2 separate regions of the Homo sapiens genome follow, and region 1 is linked to region 2. Evidence: chromatin contacts called from ENCODE Hi-C or POLR2A ChIA-PET data. All regions are on one chromosome and are shown on one strand. The core of a region is the stretch at or near the end of the contact, and the rest is flanking DNA. Distances in the headings are between cores, read along the strand shown. Region 1 overlaps SPATS2 (spermatogenesis associated serine rich 2). Region 2 holds the start of DHH-AS1 (DHH antisense RNA 1).

Region 1 (6,727 bases), core at 1,609-4,108, 340 kb after region 2:
TTTTTTGAGACAGAGTCTCGCTGTCACCCAGGCTGGAGTGCAGTGGCGCCATCTTGGCTCACTGCAAGCTCCGCCTCCCGGGTACACGCCATTCTCCTGCCTCAGCCTCCCGAGTAGCTGGGACTACAGGCGCCCGCCACCTCGCCCAGCTAATTTTTTGTATTTTTAGTACAGACGGGGTTTCACTGTGTTAGCCAGGATGGTCTCGATCTCCTGACCTCGTGATCCTCCCGCCTCGGCCTCCCAAAGTGCTGGGATTACAGGCGTGAGCCACCGTGCCCAGCCTGTATCATATTCTATTCTGTGAATGTGTTACAATTTATCCATTCTGTAGTTGATTGATGTTTAGGTTTGTTTCTGGTTTTTGGACTTACAGATAATGCTGCTGTAAACATTCTTGTACATGTCTTTTAGTACACATTATAAATGCATTTGTGTTGGGTATTACTTAGGAGTGGACTGCTGGGTCATAGGGTGTGCTTATGTTCAGTTTTAGTAGATTTTGCTAAACAGATTTTTATACTCCCACTAGCAATATGTAAGAATCAGTTACTTCACATCCTCCTATGGCAAACAATAAAGTTTTTTAAAAGGTGAGGCTGGTCTCATTCCTGGGCTCAAGCAATCTGCCTGCCTCAGCCTCCCAAAGTAAACTTTTCAAAAAATAGTTATCAAATATATATGTGTGTCTAAATAATATATTGTTTTAGCATTAGTTGTATTTTTTATTAAAAAAGAATCTTATGTTGTATGTAATCTGGAATTTTCTACTTAACATTATATTGCTAAGATTAATCCATATCATTGCATATAGTTGACACATTTTTGCAGCAGTACAGACATTTAGTGAATACATCACAGTTTATTCTCTTGTTAATGGCATTTGGGTTGTTTCCATTTTCTTAACTGTTATGAATACTACGTGTTTTCTAATGTACCATGAGCAAGAATTTCTCTTGTACTTGAATTTCTGGATCATAGGATTGACAAGTGTACTACTTTACAAAATAATGCTGTATTCTAAAGAAGTTGTACCAGTTTACATTCCTACCAGAAATAAATAAGAAATGAAACCCTTTCTGTTATGAGAGAATTTTAAATTATGACCTCAATTTCTTTTAGAGTTACAGGACTATGTCAATTTTCCTTTTTTGTGTGTGAGTCTGTTTGGTAACTTGTTTTTCAAGAAATTTATTACCTAAATTTTCAAATGTATTGGCATAAGGTCATCTATATTTTTGACTTATAATTTTAATGTCTGTAAGATCTATACTAGCTCTTTAAAAACCTTCATGATATTGGTATTCTTTGCATTTTTACCCCTTGATCAGTATTTCTAGAGTCTTCTTGCTGGGTCAAGAAATCAACTTTTTCTTTCATTTTTTTTTTCTTATTGCATTAATTAAAAAAATTTCAGGCCGGGCGCGGTGGCTCATGCCTGTAATCCCAGCACTTTGGGAGGCCGAGGTGGGCGGATCACGAGGTCAGGAGATCGAGACCATCCTGGCTAACACGGTGAAACCCCGTCTCTACTAAAAATACAGAAAATTAGCCGGGCGCCATGGCAGGCGCCTGTAGTCCCAGCTACTTGGGAGGCTGAGGCAGGAGAATGGCGTGAACCCAGGAGGCGGAGCTTGCAGTGAGTCGAGATAGCGCCACTGCACTCCAGCCTGGGCTAAGGAGCGAGACCCCGTCTCAAAAAACAAACAAACAAACAAAAAAAAAAAACAAAAATTCAGTAGAATGCACATAACATGACGTTTACCATTTTAACCATTTTGAAGTGGTATTAATACACTCACATTCTTGTGCATCCATCTCCACAACTTTTCTCATTTTCCCAAACTGAAACTGTACCCATTAATCAGTAACTCTCATTCCCTCTTCCCCCTAGCCTCTGGCTGCTACCAGTCTACTTTTGGTAAAATTTGACTAGTCTAGGTGCCTCATATAAATGGAATGATATAGTATTTGTTTCTTTGTGACTGGCTTATTTCACTTAGCATAATATCCTCAAGGTTCATCCATGTTATAGCACCTGTCAGAATTTTCTTACTATTAAAGTCTGAATAATATTCCATCTTTCATAATTTTTTATCATCAGTATTGGCACATAGTAGGTTTATGTTAAATAACAGTTGATCAGTTAATTATTTTTTAAGTTAACAAGGTTTTTAGAAATTGCTTTTTCTATATGCTTGGAATCTCCCTTTATGGGTTAGAATCAGTGAATATAGTTGCTCCTAATTGCCTGGTTTTGTTTTTGCCTAATAGCTGCCTCCAATCCCTTGAGCTGCTTGCTGAGGACCGGAGTTTTATATGTGTGTGTAAGGGGGTGGTAATAAAATTATCAGTATTGTTTAAATCCGTTATGAAGAGTAATACAGCTGAGGATAATTTAGCTCAGTTGGGTTTGGGTTAGAGCCACCTGTGCGAGGAGGAGGGCGCAGACAGCTCTAACTACTGAGCTAGCAGTAAAATAGGAGGAGACAAACATGTATTCCAGCTCTGCTCCTTTTGAGCTCCCTCTACTCCCACATCTACAGCTGCTGCTGATGACTAATGTTAAGCAATTTGGAGGACCTTTTGTCTTTTAATAGTAGTAAAGAGGAGTTGTGGTATCATGTGGCTTCTGATTTCCCACTTAGAATGTCTTTTAAATTTCCAGAAATTCTATGTTGTTCCAATTTGAGGTTTCTTTTTTTTATTAAAAAAATTAATTGGTTTTTCAAAATGAAAACATTTTTTCAAAATAAAATTTATGGTGATCAAGTCTTACAATTATGGGAGAGTTTTTAGATTAAAGTAGAAAATTGGTGCCAGTGGTGCCAATTGTTGAGAAAGCGGACTTAGAGAAAGGTTTCATATTCACCATTTTGACCTGAGGAAATCCCCTTTTTAGTTCCTTTTTTGAGTCTCACTCTGTTACTCAGGCTGGAATGCAGTGGTGTGATCTCGGCTCACTGCAACCTCTGCCTCTGGGGTTCAAGCGATTCTCCTGCCTCAGCCTCCTGAGCAGCTAGGGTTACAAGCATGTGCCACCACGTACCCAGCTAATTTTTGTATTTTTATTTTTTTAGTAGAGACGGGGTTTCACCATGTTGGCCAGGCTGGTCTTGAACTCCTGACCTCAAGTGATCCACCAGCCTTCGCCTCCCAAAGTGCTGGGATTACAAGCATGAGCCACTGTGCCTGGCCTAGAATTTAGGTCTTTCTCTTCTTCTTCTTCTTTTTTTTTTTTTTTTGAGAGTCTCACTCTGTCACCCAGGCTGGAGTTCAGTGGCATGATCTCAGCTCACTGCAACCTCCGCCTCCTGGGTTCAAGTGATTCTCCTGCCTCAGCCTCCCAGGTAGCTGGGATTACAGGGACGCGCCATCACGCCCAGCTAATTTTTGTATTTTTAGTAGAGACAGGGTTTCACCATGTTGGCCAGGCTGGTCTTGAACTCCTGACCTCAAGTGATCTGCCTGCCTCAGCCTCCCAAAGTGCTGGGATTACAGGCATGAGCCACCATGCCCGGCCATCTTTTTCATATTTCTTGTTTTTTTTTTTTTTTTTTTGAGACAAAGTCTCACTCTGTCCCCCAGCCTGGAGTGCAGTGGTGTGATCTTGGCGCACTGCAAGGTCTGCCTCCCAGGTTCAAGCAGTTCTCCTGCCTCAGCCTCCCGAGTAGCTGGGATTACAGCACGCCACCGTGCCTGGCTAATTTTTGTATTATTTTTTAGTAGAGATGGTGTTTCACTATGTTGGCCAGGCTGGTCTCGAACCCCTGACCTGAAATGATCCGCCGACCTCGGCCTCCCAAAGTGCCGGGATTACAGGCGTGACCCACCATGCCTGGCATTTCATATTTCTTTATAAAGCTGATGAAAATGATATTTATTGGTAAACTGATTATATTATGGAATGAGAATTCCTGGTGACTTTCTTATAATTAAAACCCTTTAAAGATGAGAAGAATGTTTTTATTTGCAACCTCTCATTTTCTTGTTTTCCATCATTATCTGCAGGTGTAGTAGGTTAGCATTTATCTTCTTGACACATTTCATGAACCTGTTGATTGGGTTTCTGAGTTAGAATTATATTATTTAGATTCAAATGAAGGCTTTCAGCTTTGATTTAATTTACTGGGTAAGGGTCTTATTTATTTTTACTTTTTTGAAATAGAATCTCTCTCTGTCACCCAGGCTGGAGTGCAGTGGCACCATATGGGCTCATTTTAGCCTCCACCTCCTGGGTTCAAGCAATTCTCCTGCCTCAGCTCCTGAGTAGCTGGGACTACAGGCATGTGCCACCACACCTGGCTAATTTTTGTATTTTTAGTAGTGATGGAGTTTCACCATGTTGGCCGGGCTAATCTCGAACTCCTGACCTCAAATGATCCACCCGCCTCAGTGGGATTACAGGCATGAGCCACTGTGCCCAGCTGGGGTCTTTTTAAAAAGGGTGCGCTATTAATTTTTTTGAACAGATAAGATGTTTATATTATTCCAATGTCAAAATATAAAAAGGTAGACTGAAAAGTCTTTCTTACCCTAGTTTCCTATCTTTTCAGTTTCCATTCTTCAAGAGATCATCACTGCTACTAGTTTTTTGTCTATCCTTCCAGGTATACAGTTTTTATATATGTGCAAACCAGTGCAAATACATTACTTTCTCCATCATATTCACTTAATAAATATATAAAGAACTTTTTTTTTTTCTTTTTAAGGTGGAGCCTCGCTCTGTCGCCCAGGCTGGAGTGCAGTGGCGCGATCTTGGCTCACTGCAACCTCCGTCTTCTGGGTTCAAGTGATTCTCCTGCCCTGGCCTCCTGAGTAGCTGGGACTACAGGCACGCGCCACCACGCCCAGCTAATCTTTTGCTTTTTTAGTAGAGACGGGGTTTCACCGTGTTGGTCAGGCTGGTCTTGAACTCCCAACCTTGTGATCTGCCCGCCTCGGCTTCCCAAAGTGCTGGGAATTCAGGCATGAGCCACCGCACCGGGCCCAAAGAACTTTTCTCAAAAACATTTGCACAGTATTCTCATTATGTGGACAGATTACAATTAATTAAACCAGTGTCCTATTAATTGACAATTAGTTTGAATATTTTGCTCTTATAAATAATGTTGCATTGGATAACCTTGAATACATAGGTTTATACATTTGCAAACAGCCTTGCAAGGTAAATTCCTAGAAATTGTCTTGCTAGGGTGGGTGTGATAGCTCATGTTTGTAATCCCAGCACTTTGGGAGGCCGAGGCAGGAGGATCACTTGAGCTCAGCAGTTTGAGACCAGCATGAGCAACATATGAAACCCTGTGTTTACAAAAAATACAAGAATTAGCTAGGTGTGGTAGTGTGCACCTGTAGTCCCAGCTACTCGGGAGGATCGTTTGAACCTGGGAGGTTGAGGGTACAGTGAGCCTGGGCAACAAAACAAGACCTTGTCAAAAAAAACAAATTGTCTTCCTGGGTCAAATAATATATACATTTTTAATTTTGACAGCTACTGCTTAGTTGTCTTCCAAAGATACTGTATAAATTTACATTCTCACTTAGATGTGAGGGGCCTGTTTGTCCACACCTCAGTACCTGTGTGTTTTGTCATCATTTTGGATTTTTGCAAAAATGATGATAAAACACACAGGTGGCTGGGCGTGCTGGCTTATGCCTGTAATCCCAGCACTTGGGGAGGGTGAGGCAGGTGGATCATGGGTTCAGGAGTTCGAGACCAGCCTGGCCAACATAGTGAAACCCTGTCTCTACTAAAAATACAAAAATTAGCTGGGTGTGGTGGCAGGCGCCTGTAGTCCCAGCTACTGGGGACGCTGAGGCAGAAGAGTCACTTGAACCCAGGAGGCGGAGGTTTCAGTGAGCCAAGATAGCACCACTGCACTCCAGCCTGGGCGACAGAGTGAGACTCCGTCTCAAAATATATATACATATGTAAATGAAAGTTCAGGAGCGTTAAGTATATTCACATTGTTGTATAACAGATCGCCCAAAGTTTTTTTATCTTTGCAAAACTGAAATTCCATACCCATTAAATAACAACCCAGCCCCTGGCCCACCATTCTACTTTCTGTTTCTATGAGTTTGACTACTTTACCTCATATAAGTGGAATCATACAGTTTTTGTCTTTTTGCAACTGGCTTGTTTCAATTAGTGCATTGTCCTCAAGGTTCCTCCATGTTGTAGCATGTGACAGGATTTCCTTTTTTTTAAAGGCTGAATAATATTCTCTTGTATGTATATACCACATTTTATCTATTCATCCTTTGATAGACACCGGTTGCTTTCACCTCTTTTCTGAATAATGCTACCATGAACATGAGTACACAAATATCTCTTTGATATTCAGCTTTGAGATGTTTTGAATACGTATCCAGAGTTGGGAGTCCTGGATCATGTGGTAGTTCTAATTTTAATTTTTTGGGAACCTTTATACTGTTTTCCATAGTGGCCATTACCATTTTACATTCTTGCCAGCAGTACACAAGGGTTCCAATTTTTCCACATCTTTACTAATACTTATTTTATTTTCTGTTTTTGTTTTTACTTTGTTTTATTTTGGGTAGCAGCCATCCTAGTGGGTTCAAGGTGTTAACTCATTGTGTCTTGTTTTGTTTTGTTTTGTTTGAGACGGAGTCTCTCTGTCACACAGGCTGGAGTGCAGTTGCGTGATCTCAGCTCACTGCAACCTCCGCCTCCCAGGTTCAAGCGATTCTCCTGCTTCAGGCT
Region 2 (6,319 bases), core at 924-3,423:
GCTGGACGGCCCCGCCGGGGAGCAGCGCCCCTAGCGCGTGCAGCAGTCTCAAGGGGGCAAAAGCGCGGTGCGCCCACTGGTGACTCTCCAGAACCGCGTAGCAAGAGGCCAGGACATCGTTCACCAGCAGCGTCCCGTGCGCGGTGAGCGGCGCGAACACGCCCACGGCTTCCTCCCGCGCCACACGGGCCACGCGCGCTGGCCGAAGCGCATCCCCGCCGGGCGCCAGCACCGAGTCCCCAGCGCGTAGCCGGCGCGCGAACACCGGTGCAAAGTCGCCTGGCGCGGGCGCCGGCCCTCGAGCGGCAAACACCAGGTGCCAGGGCGTGAGCAACAGTTTGCGTGGAGGCCACTCGGTCTCCACAGCCACAAATGAAGCCCGGCGCTGCAAGTCCCGGTCCAGGAAGAGCAGCACCGGCGTGGGCACCACCCGGCCTGACGCATCGGCCGCCAAAACCCAGTCTCCGCGGTGCAGTTCCCGCAGCCCTTTCCGCTCGCCGCTCCACAGGCGCACAGTTGCATTTCCCGGAAAGCAGCCGCCCGCCCGGACCGCCAGTGAGTTATCTGCAGGGAACAACCACAGGGAGGATTGAATCAAGACCAGCGGTTCCAGAACGATTCTCAAGGCCAGCGCAGATATCGCCAGTCATGGACAACACAATTTTCCGTTAATCTGACTGGCCCCAACCTGGGCAGAAAAGGAAGGGCGGTTTTTCTTTCTTTTCTTTTCCTTTTTCTTCTCTTTTCTATGTATGTATGTATGTATGTATGTATGTATGTATGTATGTATGTATTTTGAGATAGAATCTCGCTCTGTCGCCCAGTAGATGGAGTGCAGTGGCACCATCTCGGCTCACTGCAACTTCTACCTCCCGGGTTCAAGTGATTCTCGTGCCTCAGCCTCACGAGTAGCCGGGATTACAGGCATACACCACCACGCCCAACTAATTTTCGTATTTATAATAGAGACGGGATTTCACCATGTTGGCTAGGCTGATCTCGAACTCCTGACCTCAAGTGATCCGCCCTCCTTGGCCTCCCAAAGTGCTGGGATTAGAGGCGTGAGGCACCGCCTCGGCCTGGACGGGTGGTTTTCAACACTAAAGCCCGCTTGGTCTCCCCTAGGGTGGCAACAGTACTACTGCAGACTCAGTTTCCCGGAGGGAGCCCCCTTTGGGCGGATTTTACCACCCTCCTCCTACTGTACCAGCTTTGACCGACACGTGGACGTGGTTGCGGGACTCGTAGTAGACCCAGTCGAAGCCGGCTTCCACTGCGAGGCGCGCCAGCAACCCATACTTGTTGCGGTCGCGGTCAGACGTAGTGATGTCCAAAGCACGGCCTTCGTAGTGGAGTGAATCCTGAGCGTGGTGGCCGTCCTCGTCCCAGCCCTCAGTCACTCGTAGGCGCACTCCGGGCCACATGTTCATCACGGCAATGGCCAAAGCGTTCACCCGCTCCTTACAACGCTGGCGGGGAATAAAGGAGTCAGTCTCCCCACCACCACCCTTGGGGCAAAAGGGACCTGGATAGGAGGGTTGATTCTTTGTTATTCCGGCCCTACTCTTACCCCTCCCAGCTTTTGAGTGTCCTGGAGAAATGAGAATCTGAGTCGATGGTAGTCACCAATCTGCACTCTGTTCCCAGGACGTCGTTGGAGAACTGTGGGCTCACCTCTGAGGTTGAGAGGGGGTGCCCATACCTAGCTCCTTCCCCATTTTTAATGCCCGTCCCTCACCCCTATTGGTTCAGGGACAGCGGCTCAACCTGGGAGAAGGACAGAGTTAGGAGGGCGAATGGAAGCGTGGTCAGGGAGGGCCTGGTTGCTCCCGGAGAGCCCCTGTTTGAGCCTGGCCCCCGCCCCAGGCACCGGCTCCCCTCCCTCCGCCTGATTCATCTTTTGTTTCATTGCCTTCCCTGGCACCGGGCATCGCTTCCTTCCTTCCTTCCTCCTCCTCCTTTGGGCCCTTAGCATTAACCCCTTCGTGCTCTGGGTGCCCCCCAGAGAGGTGCCCAAGAGGAGCTGTGCGGGATCAAGGCTGCTGGAAAAAGGATTGGGGTGGCGGGGGTTGCGCGAAGTACAATGGCCATTATCCGGGATGACTTAACCGAGCGAGAATCCTGAGCCCAGGCCGGGAACGCGCTGGGAGAAGCGGACTCAGCAGCTCCGGCCACAAAGGCGCTTTTCAGCCGCCCCGGCTCAGGGAGAGGAAAGGGCAGAAAGCCGCGCCCCCAATCCCTGCTCCGTCCGGGTAGGTCCCCTCCCCCCGCGCGTCCAGTCTTCCCAGTTCCAGCTAAGGCTCTGCCAGTCCGGAGAGCCCCTATCTCTCCCATCTCTGCTCTAGATGCAGCCCAGAAGGGCGTGGGAGTAGCACCTGAGAATAACGGTCTCCTTGTGCGGATCTGGGGAGCCCCCTGCAGGGTGAGAGCGGAGAAGAGGAAAAGAAGCTGCGGCTGGAAGCCTGCACCTGGGGGAGTGAGACCACAGTTATCTTGGCCGCTCCAGCCTGGGAGCGGGAGACCTTGGCGCGCACCATAGCAGGGACACCGCGGGAGGAGGCGCAGAGGGACAGCTTCCTTTTTTTCTTTCCCCTCCGACCTCTCACCTCGGACTTGGTTTTCTCCTAACAGAAAGACACTTTTCCCCTCTCCTCTAGTCTCCTCCACCCCGCAGAGTTGGGGTTGGGTGGGGGGAAAACAGGAAAAGTGGTAGCTCCTTCCAACTTTGTCGTTTCGTCCCCTAAGGAGGCCCCGAGGCCCTGACCTGCGGGGGCAGCAGCCCAGTGCAGAGCCAACTCAATGGAGGCCTTTTGCAGCCAGGGTGTGGGAGATAAGTAAGACTGAGGGGGCTCCCAGGCCTGCCGGAGCCCCTCCTGAGCCTGTCCCTTGTTCTGCCCACTCTGCTGCAGGTGGCAACCAGAGGAAAGGGCCACAATGTTCCACGGCCAAGGAGGAAAGAAGGAATGCCCCTTTTCCCATCTCTAGGTAGGAGGAAGGCTTCAGGGCAGAAGCAAAAGGAATTATTTCTTCCCTGGACAGGTTTTCCTAACAAAGTAACCTGGAAAACTATGGCAATTAATCAGAGGAAATCCGTACCCCTCCCTCTCCCCCCACCTCCCCACTCCATACACAATTAGGTGGTGTAATGGAAAGTATATAGGGCTTAGAATCAGGAGTCCTGAATTCTAGTCCCAGCCATGCCACTTTAAATTGTGAGAGTTTAAATTGCTTTTCCTCCTGGGGGAAGTCCAGCTCTCAGATGTAAAATGAGGGTGGCAGTGGGGGTGGGGAGGGTTGGAGGAATGTCATCTCTCAAGTTTTCTTTCAGTTCTAACATTCAAGATCACTGGCCAGGCTGGATGAAGTGGCTCACACCTGTAATCCAGCACTTTGGGAGGCCGAGGTGGGAGGATCCCTTGAGCTCAGGAGTTCAAGACTAGCCTAGGCAACATGGCAAGACCCCGTCTCTACAAAAAATAAAAAATAAATCACTCGCCAGAGGTGGTCCTTCTCTTCCACCTCACTCTAGGTGGTTCCAATGCTCAAAAATGGTAGTTGAATTTATCCTAATTATGTAATTCCAAGGAAAGCCCCTGAGATAGGCAGAGCTTGGAAGACTTAGGAGCCCTCTGATTCTCAGGTGGGTCCATCTGTTATTCTCACTGAGGATTACTTTTTAACCCCAAGATTATCGTTTAGACCCTAGGATAGCCCTAGAATAGACCCTAGAATAGATGTGTCCTGGTTCTAGGACACGTTTCCCATGCCAAAAGCAATGTCTGCCCAGCCCCTCCTCAGGTAGATGGTCTGGTGACCTGACCCTTGGCCACCCCTGTCCCAGCCCTTTTCAGTCTCTTCTTTTCGGCCCACAGAGCTTTTCTACAATCAGGTCAGGAGCCAGGCTTCTGTCTGCTACCTAGCCAGCTCCTGGCCCCCAGCTCACCCCAGCCCTTCCTGCCTGGCTGGGTGGCTGACCCCCGGTCCACGCCTCAGCCATTTCCCGTCTCGCCTGCCGCCATCCTCCTTTCCCCGCCCTCGCTGCCTCTACCAGCTTCACTCTCACTAGTCAGTCCCTCCTCCCCTCCCCATCCCAGACTATTCTAGTCGGGAGCCGTCCTAATTACTCTGTCCAGACTGCAAGGATTTTTCCCCCCCCTGGGGCTGGTGACAAGGGAAATCTCTAAGGCTAAACTCTCTGTAGGTGAAGCTGGACTCACCCACCTGGGCTGCCATAGGAAAACGGAGGAGCTGGCAGTGCCCCGGCGCAGGTAGGGAGAGGCCCTCCTTACCTCGGTCATCAGGCGGTCGGCTCCACTGTTCTCCTCATCCTTGAAGATGATGTCGGGGTTGTAGTTGGGCACGAGGTCCCGGAAGCGCTCGGAGCCCCTTGCCACCCTCCCCTCCGCTGGCCCACTGGCGCCCAGGGTCCGCTCTGGCACGCCGGGCACAAATTGCTTGTAGAGTAGCGGCACGAGCTGCTTGCGCGCATAGCGGCGCCGGCCAACCGGCCCCCGGCCCGGCCCGCAGCTCTGGGCTGGCAGCGCCAGAAGTGCCAAGCAGCACAGGGGCAGTAGATTGGTCAGGAGAGCCATGGATACAGCGGACCTCGGCCAAAAGGGAGCGTTCTTGTCCTCACTAACTCTCCTGTCAGTTAGGCATCTCCACAGGCACCAGAGAGGGCAGCAGGCACAGCTGCCCCCAGAGTGCCCTAGAGCTCTTGTGGCTCCGTGCACCTGGCTGCTGCTAGCTCTGCCCACGTGCCCCGGGAGCGGGCGGGGGGTGTCTAGGACCTGCTACTGACAAACCATCATAGCAGGGAAGGGGGGTCGTGGGTGAGTGCCAGCCCAGCCCGTCTCTGCTGCAGGACTCTGGTGCTGCCAGAACGCCCGGACTCCGGACTCCGCCTTAAGTGGCCCCTGGCCCCGCCCTCCGCCCTTCTCCCAAGACCGTCCCACCCCCTCCCACCCGGGCGGGGGATCTAGCCGGTCACTGCTGGTCCATTTTGCGACTGAAGTGTGTCCCATCCTGGAAACCAGGCAGACACCTGCCTAGGAAATACTTGTAGCTTTACAGTCCTTGGCTGCCTAAACATCCTTCTACCTCCAAGCTTAAACTTGGAACCAAACCACCCTCCTCTGATACTTGAATTGGAATTTTTACTCTCTCAAAGCCTACCCTGGCAGGCCATGCCCTCCGCTGTCATCCAGGAAGTATGGGTTCCAATTTCTGCCCAAGACCAGCCAAGCCCTTTGGGCATACAACCAGAGCCTCCCTTCTCTGTAGTCCTCCCCAGATCTCCCCGACTTCCATCTCTCCTCACATTCAGCATTAAGCAGGACTGGGAGGTGAGGATACCAGGGGCCCATTTCTCTACTAACTTTGCAGTCTCCTTTGGAACTTCCCCAGAACCAGGAACAGAGCTTGGTACTTATTGTCTCATTTAGGACTTCCAACTTTTTTCCCCTTCTCTTCTTTGCCAGGCATCTAATAGCTGCTGTTTTTCAAATGAATGACTTCTCAGTTGGAAGCTGCTGAAGGGCAGTGGACACTCAAAAGTCTTTGTAAGAGGTGAGGATCACTTCCCTTAACCGTCCATCTAGGCACCTCTCCAGCTTTCTCCCTCTCTGGACTCCCGGGGCTCCATTTTCAGCCACTCAGATCTCATCTCAGAGGCACCACGTCCAATTTCTTTTGTTTAGAAGTCATTTCTTCTAAGAAGCCTTCCTTGATGTCCCAACACTGCCCACCTGTGTTCCCTCGAGAACCATTACTTAACTGCAGTGTTAGAACAGTATTAGAATTATCTGGCACCTTACTAGACAAAGCAATCTTAAGCACACACATATTTATCATGTATCTCCAAGGTTAAGTGCCTACTCTACAGAAGGGTGCTTTGCAAGCATTTGTGGAATCTACACTTTGTGTTTCATATTCACCCTCCCCTCACCACACTCTATGGCTAGTACTCATAGCAACTTTGTGTACATCAGAAAAAACCAGGCCAGGCACAGTGGCTCACTCCTGTAATCCCAACACTTTGGGGGCGAGGCAAGGACTGCTTGAGGCCATGAGTTGAAGACCAACTTGGTCAACATAGTGACACCCCGTTTCAAAAAAAAAAAATTAATTAGTGGGAGGTAGTGGTACATGCCTGTAGTCTTAGGTACTCAGGAGGCTGAGGAAGGAGGATCACTTGGGTGCAAGAGTTCAAGGCTGTAGAGTGAGCTAAGATCATGCCACTGCACTCTAACCTGGGTGACAGAGTGAGGACCCCCCCCCCCAAAAAAAAGATGGCTGGGTGTTGTGGCTAACCCCTGTA

The links. A loop is a pair of places that touch in the nucleus more often than their neighbours do. ChIA-PET counts read pairs that join two places held with the same protein, here RNA polymerase II (POLR2A). Pooled maps may share reads with other maps.
Region 1: a pooled map shows a loop between it and region 2 (3-fold over the local background). The contact joins the enhancer-like site here to the promoter of DHH-AS1 in region 2. A Hi-C loop is called at or near these places in 1 of 50 pooled maps. POLR2A ChIA-PET finds 5 or more read pairs at or near these places in 3 of 52 experiments (Caco-2, WTC11 and activated CD4-positive, alpha-beta T cell).

The regions. Positions count from the first base shown.
Region 1 is chr12:49,426,558-49,433,284 of GRCh38, forward strand. The region is part of intron 2 of SPATS2 (spermatogenesis associated serine rich 2); the gene reads left to right. Among named protein-coding and RNA genes, the nearest start is that of SPATS2, 62 kb to the left of the region's middle. RefSeq lists a silencer at 2,289-2,583. Within about 2 kb of position 2,859, at least 4 of the 41 ENCODE cell types and tissues checked have a DNase peak (open chromatin) inside an H3K27ac peak, as active enhancers do.
Region 2 is chr12:49,089,921-49,096,239 of GRCh38, forward strand. It overlaps DHH-AS1 (DHH antisense RNA 1), which reads left to right and starts at 2,174. Exons shown (of 4, transcript XR_007063295.1): 1 at 2,174-2,422; 2 at 2,910-2,985; 3 at 4,202-4,268; 4 at 5,481-5,824. DHH (desert hedgehog signaling molecule) reads right to left here and starts at 4,881. Exons shown (of 3, transcript NM_021044.4): 1 at 4,290-4,881; 2 at 1,208-1,469; 3 at 1-564. The coding sequence starts at 4,592. RefSeq lists a silencer at 1,713-1,895, an enhancer at 2,754-2,898 and a cis regulatory region at 2,818-2,835.